Regions from separate parts of the Homo sapiens genome. Here region 1 is linked to region 2. The links are chromatin contacts, found by Hi-C or POLR2A ChIA-PET in ENCODE. All regions are on one chromosome and are shown on one strand. Each heading gives the region's core, a stretch centred on a gene start or an enhancer-like site at or near the end of the contact. The rest is flanking DNA. Distances are from core to core; before and after follow the strand shown.

What was found. Hi-C counts contacts between places; a loop is a spot of excess contacts on that map. ChIA-PET counts read pairs that join two places held with the same protein, here RNA polymerase II (POLR2A). Pooled maps may share reads with other maps.
Region 1: a map with no recorded cell type shows a loop between it and region 2 (2.0-fold over the local background). The contact joins two enhancer-like sites. A Hi-C loop is called at or near these places in 1 of 37 single-sample maps with no recorded cell type and 2 of 50 pooled maps. POLR2A ChIA-PET finds 5 or more read pairs at or near these places in 2 of 52 experiments (A673 and OCI-LY7).

Annotation. Positions count from the first base shown.
Region 1 is chr12:30,905,456-30,910,824 of GRCh38, forward strand. No RefSeq gene overlaps it. Among named protein-coding and RNA genes, the nearest start is that of TSPAN11, 19 kb to the right of the region's middle. RefSeq lists an enhancer at 4,224-4,724. Within about 2 kb of position 3,441, at least 3 of the 41 ENCODE cell types and tissues checked have a DNase peak (open chromatin) inside an H3K27ac peak, as active enhancers do.
Region 2 is chr12:30,849,387-30,854,884 of GRCh38, forward strand. No RefSeq gene overlaps it. Among named protein-coding and RNA genes, the nearest start is that of LINC00941, 56 kb to the left of the region's middle. RefSeq lists an enhancer at 1,946-2,295. Within about 2 kb of position 2,070, at least 24 of the 41 ENCODE cell types and tissues checked have a DNase peak (open chromatin) inside an H3K27ac peak, as active enhancers do.

The DNA.
Region 1 (5,369 bases), core at 2,191-4,690, 57 kb after region 2:
CCCCCAAGGGAAGTTTGAAAGAAGTTGTCACAGTGACTAGAAAACTCCACTGGCGCTAAATAGGTGAGAATCACGGGTTCTCCTGCAGTGAGCAGGAGAATCCTGCACAACAGTAAATTGTCATCTAAAACACCAGCAGCACCCCTAATGTGAAATCCTGGATTAAACTCTCCACGGGATTCCATTCCCCTGGCCGGATTGCTTTAGGCTTGGACATGGGCCTATTTTGGCCAACAAGACATAAAAGCCTGTTGGGATTCTGAGAAAACCTTTTCTTGTGATTAAAATAAAAGCACATCCCCCACTAGGGGAACTTGGGGCCTCCGCGGCTGCCTTGCAACCATGAGGGGAAAGCCCAGAGACACAGAGAACACCCACAGCCCTGACATTCCTGAGATGCTGAATTAGCCAGCCTTTAACTACTTACCTCCAGGTGTCTTGCAGGGCAAAAAAAAAATCATTTCTTTTAATATAATCAAATTTTAATCTGATTTAATCCATTATTTGCAGCCTGATGCATTCTGAATAGTATATTGTTTGGCCTAAAGAAGGTGAAAGGGAAAAAAAATCATATGATGATAGCCCTAATACCATTAATTAAGGTGCTGCCCTCATCACCTAATCAGTTCTTAATGCCACCACATTGGGGATACCAACACATATGAATTTTGAGGGGACACAAACATTCAGCCCATAGCTGACTTGCATGCTAACAGCTACAAAACACTATTGGAAGAATCAAAGATCTAAATAATTTAGAGATCCACTGTGTTTGTGGTTTAAAAGACTCAACAGAGGAAAGATGTTCATTGTTCCTCAAATGTATATACAGGTTTAACACAATCTCTATCAAAATCTGAGCAAGGTTTATATATATATATATATAATATATATAGTATATTTTAAAATTTACATGGCAAGGCAAAGGAACTAGAATAGCTAAAACAAATTTGAAATAGAGGAATAAAGTGAGTGGAATTAGTCTGCTCAATTTCAAGACTTATTATTTTGAAATATATAGTTACAGTGACCAAGACTGGATAGTATTGATGGAAGGATAGACACATAGCTCATTGGAACAGAATAAAGAACCCAGAAATAGACTTGCACAAATACGCATGAGTGATTTTTAGAAAAGGTGCAGAAGTAATTCGATGGAGAAAAGAGAACCTTTTTAACAAATGGTACTAGAGGAATTGGACATTTACAGGGCAAAAAATACCTTGCCCTATCTACTATTTGGTACAGAAAAATTAACTCAAAATGTATCATGGACTTATGTACAACTATAAAACTTCTAGAAAAAAACACAGGAGAAAATCTTCATCATATAAGGTTAGGCAAAGAGTTGTTAGACTTGACATCAAAAGTATGATCCATAAAAGAAAAAATTTGGCCGGCCGCAGTGGCTCAAGCCTGTAATCCCAGCACTTTGGGAGGCTGAGGAGGGCGGATCACGAGGTCAGGAGATCGAGACCATCCTGGCTAACATGGTGAAACCCCGTCTCTACTAAAAATACAAAAAATTAACTGGGCGTGGTGGCAGGCACCTGTAGTCCCAGCTACTCGGGAGGCTGAGGCAGGAGAATGGTGTGAACCTGGGAGACAGAACTTGCAGTGAGCTGAGATCGCACCACTGCACTTCAGCCTGGACGACAGAGCAAGACTCAGTAAAAAAAAAAAAAAAAAATTGATAAATTGGACTTCATCAAAATTTAGAACTTTTGCTCCATGAAAAAACCTGTCAAGAGGATGAAAAACAACCCACAAACGGAAGAAGTTACTTGTAAACCACATATCTGACAAAGAATGAGTATTTGTAATATATAAGAATTCTTAAAACTCAACAGTTAAAAAAATTAGAAAATAGACAAAAGATATGAACAAATGTTTCACCAAAAAGGCTATACAGATGGCAAATAAGAACACAAAAAGACATTCAACATCACTAGCGATTAGGGGAATGTAAATTTAAACCATTAAGATGTCGTACACACTTATCAGAGTGACTAAAATGAAAGGTAGTGCCAATGAATGCAGCTGAGGACACAGAGAAACTGGATCTCTCATGCATTGCTAATGAAAATTGAAATGGTATAGCCACTGTCTAAAAATTAAATGTGCAGCTACCATATGACCCATCAATTGTACTCCTGGACACTTATCCCAGAGAAATGAAAACTTATGTTTACACAAAAACCTGTACATGGGCCCAGGCATGGTGGCTCACACCTGTAATTCCAGCACTTTGGGAGACTGAGGTGGGAGGATTGTTTGAGCTCAGGATTCAAGGCCAGCCTGGACAACATAGTGAGATCCCCATCTCTACCAAAAAAAATTTTTTCTTAAATTAACCAACTGTTGTGGTGCATGCCAGTAGTCCCGGCTACTCAGGAGGCTGAGGTGGGAGGATCACTTGAGCCCAGGAGGTCGAGGCTGCAGTGAACCATGATGTTGCCACTGCACTTAAGCTTAGGTGACAGAGCAAAACCCTGTCTCAAGCAAACAGACAAACAAACCAAAAAAGCCTGCACACAATTGTTCATAGCACCTATATGCATAAAAGCCAAAAACTGGAGACAGACCTGATGTCCTTCAATGAGTGAATGGTTAAACAATCTATGGTACAGCCATACACTGAAATACTGTTGATATATGCAACAACTTCTTGAATCTCCAGAGAATTATGCTGAGTGAAACAAATAAAGTTAATCACAAAAGGTTACATACTGCATGATTCCATTTATATGGCTTTCTCGAAATGACAAAATTATAAAAATGGAAAACAGATTTGTGGTTGCCAAGGGTAAAGAAGGGGGCTTGTAGGAAGAAGGGAAGTGGGTGTGGCTATAAAAGGGCAAGAGTGATGGAAATATTCTCTATCTTGAATGCGTCAATGTCCATATACTGGTTGTGGTACTGTACTATAGTTTTATAAGACATTACCATTGAGGGAAACTGGGTAAAGGGTATGTGAAATCTCTCTGTATTATTTCTTACAACTGCATGTGAGTCTACAATTGTTTCAAAATTATAAGTTTAACTGAAAGAAAACTCCACACCACAATCCACTAGTCTGTGGAGCCATGAAGCCCAGAGCTGTGTGGCATGGACTTAGAAACAAAGACAAAAACGGCCCTGCGGGTGAACAAGAGGGAAGAAGCCAACAGCCCCACATGGGGTCAAGATAAATGTTCATTGATATTACATTTGCAGAAAGAAGAAAAGAAAGAAATCACCATATGAGCTGATCTACAAAAGAATCTTCTTTCAACCCAAATCCATCTGAAGCCAGAGATTCCATTCAACCTGGCACACATTCAGATAGCAAGTCTGCCTGGTACAGAAATCAGAATCTCCTGCTCACACTGAGTAATTTGATCCATTTACTCCAAGTCAGCAGTTTGGACATATGTTTGCAATCTAAGGGCTTCCTGTGAGGTACACAGAGCCATAATAACATTTTTTTACGGGAACTTTCTGGTTTTGGATGCCAGGCCAGACTGGAGTTGAAGATGTGGTTAGATGTAAACAAGAGTTTTAAAGGTCAGTTCTCCAGCCAGGAGGCTGGACTCTGTGGACCTTGACAGTGGGTGGGAAACTGTTCTCAATGGGTTTTCTCATAAAAAGATCATTTGCATGTGTTTCCTCGTACCAGAGCAGAAAAAAACCCACAGGACTTTTCCACTTTGCTTCTGCATCTGATGGGAGACAGAGGAAATGGCACAAAGCCAGCACCCCCCCATTCAACCCCAATTCTCCCAGTCCAGCCCTGAGAGAAATGCTAGCACACTGGGTCCTATGTTAAGCAAAGCCACAGCCTCTCCTCTGACTGGCCAGTACACCTAAATAATAAATATCCTCCTCAACCCCATCGGTCTCTCTAATTCCTTAAAAAATCCCACTACACTCCCAGCCCCTTGGAGAGCTGCTGCACCCTGCTCACCCTGGTTTTGCACAGGGCCCATTTTACATGTCTCAAAGGAACAATTCTCTTCCCAGTGTTCTCCTTAGGCATTTCAAGTGATTCTGTAAACCACATACTAAAAAAAGTAATGTTCTCATGTATTAACTTGACTAATATCCCATCGAATACGCCCCTACTGCTCTCAATTTATTCTACCAAACACAGAGATCTGGAAAAGCTCATTCTTTCTTACTGAACGCTAACAACCTTTTAACAATTTCATCTCCTCCTTCTGCTGCAAGAAATAAAACTCTGAGTTTGAAGGGAACATTTCCTTAAATTATAGACACAAACACTGTCTCTGTCTGTGGCCTTTGATCAGGAGTCCTAAGCCCTCATGCCTCGGTCTCCAAAGGGCTGTCCTCAAAGGCCAGGGGCAAAAGAAAATTGACTGACTAATTTGGCAAGAGGCTCTTGACCAGGGATTCCTAACTCATCTGTGGCCTCTCCAGCGCCCCAAACTGGAAGTCTATAGGATTATAGGAAGAGTATGAATATGCACATCTTCCACATGTAAATTGATCTTTCTCATTTCCTGTGTTTTTCTTCAATGGGGGATGGGGAAGGGTACAGAGAGAAGGAAAGCAGAAAACAGGATCAAGAAAGCAAACTGCCCAAATGACTAAGAAACCTCATACCAGAATGGTTGTTGAATTCTGAAGTCCTGGCTCCCAGCTCCCAGGAGCCAATCTCATGTCCCAGTGAGTTGTGGGGAGTGTCTTCCTGAGCAGGTGAATGGGGCAGTGGTGTGGCTGCTCATCACCCTTCATCGCCATACTGTGAAGGTCACATGCAAGACAGGAAAAGCCATGGAGCAGATGAGGTGTGGGGCCAAGAACACTCAAGTTGGAGGTTCTCACTGTGGGCTCAGCTATGTGATTATATGCTAGGGCAAGCCTATTGTCCTGTGCCTCAGTTTCCTCATTGGTAGAATTCAAATGTTAATACCCACCTCAGGAAATGATTGTGAGGAGTCAGTGTTAGGAATGTGTTCTGCTGCAAGTAACAGAAAGCCCAACAACTACACCTAAACAAATTAGGAGTTTGTTGTTCTCACATAAGAAGTCCAAAGTTAGATATTCCAGGGCTCAGATACCTGTGCAATTCTCATTGATTCTAAAACCCACTTTTTTTCACATTTGAACATCTTGGGAATCTGGTTGTGTCTTAAAAACATGTCAAGTTGTAGTTTAATTAATAGCATTTTATCTTTCCTAATGATACTTAAATACTGCTGTGTCTTATAATATTGCTTATGTATCCAATGAAGACAATATCAGGGGCTAAGACTCTTTCTAGCATTTATCTCCTCCATCCTTAGTCTGTGGATGACTTCCTGCATCCTCAAAACCTCATGCCTTGCCTCATGGTTGCAACATAGCTGCTGCATCTCCAAGAATCA
Region 2 (5,498 bases), core at 820-3,319:
GGTGTAACTAATAGGTATGAAACTCAGGGTCTATAGGACCCCCACTCACGGTGGTAATCTTAATACTCACATTCTAACCCTATATTTTAAATTTTCTTATAAAATTTATCTCTTTTCACCTGGAAGCAATCAAACTCCAAACGGTGCTGCGAGCAAAGCCACACGTGTTTGAAATGCTTGTAAAGAAATAGCACTTGAGCATCAGTTTATTTAGTAAGGCCATTTTTACTTCTTGCAGAAAGGGTACACTCGCCAGCAGTTTTGCCAGGAGAGTACACTGAACAAAGGAGACAGGGTCATTTATAACCTGACGCGTCCACCCTACTGCTGTGTCCAGTTTCCAATAGCTGGAATGGGACCTCACATTCTGTATTTGTCCCGATTGGCTAGCAACTTAGAACTTTTTAAAAGAGGCAAAGGTAGAGGAGAACAAAAGAAGGAGGAAGTAACTTGTGGAATGCTGGGAAAGGTAAAAACACTTTTAAATAAGGAAGAGGAACAGACTATGATCTAATGCTTGCTTGGACCAGTATAAGCATGCCAGGGCAAATATTTAGGCTAAATTGTGGGAGCTAAGAACATAAATTACATTGATTTCTTTATTATGGCTAGCAGATATTTAAGAATGTTAGCACAGGTCTTTGAATAAATTTTGCTTTTAAGAGAAGTTACTATTTATTTCTTATTAGACGGGGCGGAAAGTCTTTGAAGAGGAACCTCTACTTTACTTTTTACACATGGTCACGCCATTCTTCCAAGAACCCTTAGATAAACCTCAGGAGAAGGCACAACTGCTGTTCCCCACACAATACCCCTTTTCAGCAGGAAGTAGCCAGAAAGAATCGCCATCCAACACCCCCTGACAGCAGTTAGGTTTGCTTCTCTTGAGCGGGGGAATGATACAGGAGTTACTAAGAAATAATTTTTAGGCAGATAGAAAGGGTAAAAGGAATTCTCGGTAAGGCTTTTTCTTTTAATAAAAGCAACCCCAGACCTTTTCTTTTCTTTTTGAGACAGTCTCACTCTGTCGCCCAGGCTGGAGTGCAATGGTGCAATCTGGGCTCACTGTAACCTCTGCCTCCCTGGTTCAAGTGATTCTCCTGTCTCAGCCTCCCATGTAGCTAGGATTATAGGTGCCCGCCACCAAGCCTGGCTAATTTTTTTTTTTGTATTTTTAGTAGAGATGGGGTTTCACCATGTTAGCCAGGCTGATCTCAAACTCCTGACCTCAAGTGATCCGCCTACCTCAGCCTCCCAAAGTGCTAGGATTACAGGCATCAGCCACCGCACCTGGCCAAATCATTTCTTTTCTAACAGAAAGGCAAATTAAAGGGCCAGGCTGGCAAGCTTTGATATGCAAACGCAGGCCATTAGAAGCTGAGTCCACCCAATATGGTGATTCGTGCCTTCTTCTTGTCACCAGGTATGCCAAGTGTCATGGCCACCTCCAGGTAACTGCATGTGTTCAGGACATCAGAGCGGCCCACATTTGCACATTAAAAGGATAAGGTGGGAGGGCCGGGTTTTTCACGGGCTTCGTGAATGACACACCTGGTCAAACCAATCCCCTGGGCCCTCTGTGGGCGGCAAGCCACCCAGGTGACGAGGCAAGAGACTAAAAGCACAAGCTATTCCAGTATAATAAAGAAAATACTTAAAATAAGAATAGTTATATTAGGCATAGAATATAGATATGATTATATATGAATATTACTAATCATTAGTTTATAGCATTACTCTTTATTCTAATATTATAATAATCTTTGTTCTACAATTATAACCTAGGAAAAACCAGGACATACAGAGATAGGAGCTGAAGGGACATGGTGAGAAGTGACCAGAAGACTAGTGTGAGCCCTCTGTCACACCCGGACAGGGCCACTAGAGGGCTCCTTGGTCTAGTGGTAACGCTAGTGCCTGGGAAGGCACCCGTTACTTAGCAGATCGGGAAAGGGAGTCTCCCTTTCCCCGGTGGAGTTAGAGAAGACTCTGCTCCACCACCTCTTGTGGAAGGCCTGACATCAGTCAGGCCCGCCCGCAGCCATCCGGAGACCTAAACGTCTCGCTGTGATGCTGTGCTTCAGAGGTCACGCTCCTGTTTCACTTTCATGTTCTGCTCTGTACACCTGGCTCCGCCTTCTAGATAGCAATAGCAGAATTAGTGAAAGTATTAAAGTCTTTGATCTTTCTGAGAAGAGCATAGAAGAAATAATGACGTAAGCTGTCCTCTCTCCAGCTCGGCTACCTAAAAGGGAAAGGCCCCCTGTCCGGTGGACACGTGACTCACATGACCTTATTAATCACTGGAGATGACTCACACTCCTTACCCTGCCCCTTTGCCTTGTACACAATAAATAACAGCGCGACCAGGCATTCGGGGCCACTGCCAGTCTCCACATCTAGGTGGTAGTGGTCCCCCGGGCCCAGCTGTCTTTTCTTCTATCTCTTTGTCTTGTGTCTTTATTTCTACGACCTCTCATCTCCGCACACCAGGAGAAAAACCCACAGACCCAGTAGGGCTGGACCCTACAGCTCTATGCAAATCAGATACTGCCTCCTCCAGCCTCCCATATAACCGACCACTTTTCTGCCCTCCCTCTGTCTCTGTACAGGGGAGCTGTTCTCTTCTTTCTTTCTTCTTTCTTCTTTCTTGCCTATTAAATTATCCGCTCCTTAAACCACTCCGCATGTGTCCATGTCATTTTATCTAAATCAGCATGAGACCAAGGACCTGATGTTCCTCCAGTCATTGGAGCCATATCAGGGCCATTTACTTTGATAGAGAGACAAAGCTGGTTTAGTGATGGATAGGGGGCTTAGTCATTAAGGAACTCATTTTTGGACATGGTGAATTTGGGTATTAATAGCTTATAAAATGTAATGCTATCAGATCCATAACACTTTCCAGGAACTGTGGCTTTTTCACTGGGGTTTTAAGCTCCTCTGGGAAAACGAGGGGCAATGTTGGGCAGGAAGAACTCCCACCCTCCAGGAAGCCTGAGTGGACCATCCCTTCCCCAAAAGCAGGCTTCCTATCAAAGCTGCGTTGTCCTTTTCATCCTTTCTCCCTGCATGCCTCCATCCAAAAATAGAAGTGTGTTACCCTGCGGGTTCACTGAGCCTCCACATAACCACACATGTCAAAATCATGGAACACTGAGGAGGCCTTCTCAAAATATTTTGGAATTATCTACATTCAGTTTTAGTTTTTAAAACTTTAAAAAAATGCAATTGTACTTTAACTCACCTTACATCCTGATAGCATTATAAATTTGAGGATAATTTTAGAAAATGGAGATTATTTGTAATTCCCATGATATACTTTCTGGGAAATATAAGTAGTAAATTTGCATTTAATGATTAATTCCACTACTCCCTTAAAAACATAATATCTATGAGCAGTTCAGCAGTGAGGGACATTTAAAATAGAAAAAAAATCCTCCGTTAATATTTTTATGTTCCACAGTAGTAAAAAGGTGAAAGTTATTTGTTGGTCTCAATAAACGATGCTTGATCTTTTAAAAATCATTACTAAGTGTTTGATCTTAATATATTCCAAAAAGCTTCTCCTATAACTGTGCCTGGTTTCTGAAACAGATTCCAAGGAGACTATCACCACCAAAAGACTGCTCAACAACCACCCAATCTACGTTGTCACCCTTCTTTGATTGGATATTTCAATCAGTAAAAAGTATAGAGCACATTATTCATATATGTGTGTGTATATATGTATGTACATGTATACATACATATACATATACGTACACATACACATACATGTGTATGTATATGTATGCATACATATACATACATATACATATACAGACATATATACACATACATATATTCACACACACAGACATATACATATTTTTTTTGGATGGGGCAGGGGGCCTTTACTTGGGTGATAAGGTGGTCTGTGAAGGGCTTTAAGGGAAGGTCTCATCTGATCACATTGGCTTTCTGGTTGTGTCTTGAAGAATGGGTCAGAGAATCAGGAGGCTGTGGCTGCTGCAGGGGAGGGGTGAGGGGGGCCCAGGGCTAACAGTTGTGGGGTCCAGTAAAGGGTGCAAGTAGAGGCCGGCAGGTCATACATCCCACTGCCAAGACCAGCCGCCTCTCGACCTGACATCACCCCTGGAACCAAAAAGGGGAAAACATGTCCTTCCTGCCTCTGTCTGTGGTAAGTGGGCCCCTCCAGGAGGCAGGGCTGCAGGCAGCATCCCCGTGACCCGGGTAGAAGGGCAGAACTGCGCCTGGGGCTCGCTGCTGTCTGCAAGGTCCAGGAGGGAGGAGGGTGCAGACACAGGCCCTATTTCTGACCCCGCAGGGCCAGGAGCGCTGGAGCCCTAGGAGGGTCTGATCTACCTGTCGCCCACCCATGAGGTGCATGAGTGCAAAGGTGTGGGAAACCGCCAGACTCCTGAGGCCCTGTGGGGTCGCAAGGCACCAGGACCCCTGGATATGGCTTAACTGGGTTGCAGGGAGAGGGCGGGCTTGGGAAGGGCAGCCTTTAGCCAAGGGATTCTCAGGGAACCGACATGCTTGTCTGAGCTCCGGGCCGGGTCCACCTCCGCTGGCTGGACAGCTGCCTCCACACCCAGACAGACCCCGTGGGGCACAGCGTCCCGCAGGGCTCCACAGTACCCCGCTTTCCAGCGCCCCTGGAACCCCTGCCCAGCCCACGAGGTACAGATTCTGTCATTCTCACTGAGTCCTCTGGACCCTGCTAGACTAGCCCAAGGTCACACAGCCAGACAGCGGAGGAGGTATTTCTTTCTATATAATACATGTATGTACTTACTAATATATTCACTATGAAACAAATGCTTTTTAAAATATGCTATAAAAACTAAAAAGTTCTTAACATATTCACCTTTAGTTATTAATTACATAAAAATGTCTGCTCTCATTAAAATATTATCCATAATCATATTTGTAGTGAGAGCAATGTGGTAGAATTTGCACCTTTTTAAAAAACCTTGGAATTATTCTTTGAGATACATCAATTCAAATATCTCAAATACCAGACTTTTCATACATCAATTCAAAAGTTCAATTTCTTTTTTTTTTTCGAAAGTTTCATTTATATTCAGGCTTGCTTTTAATGGTTGTCAGAGCTGAAAAAGATAACTGGCAAAGGCACAATGTGCACACTGAACAAAGTGTATTGTTAGTAAGAGGAAGAAATCCATATCTTAAGAGAATTGGGGGCCAGGCTCACTCCTGTAATCCCAGCACTTTGGGAGGCCGAGGCTGGTGGATCACCTGAGGTCAGGAGTTCGAGACCAGCCTGGCCAACATGGCAAAACCCCATCTCTACTAAAAATACAAAAAAAAAAAAAAAAAAAATTAGCCAGGCATGGTGGAAGGTGCCTGTAATCCCAGCTACTCAGTAGGCTGAGGCAGGGGAATCTCTTGAAACTGGGAGGCAGAGGTTGCAGTGAGCTGAGATCACACCACTGTACTCCAGCTGGGACTACAGAGTGAGACTCAGT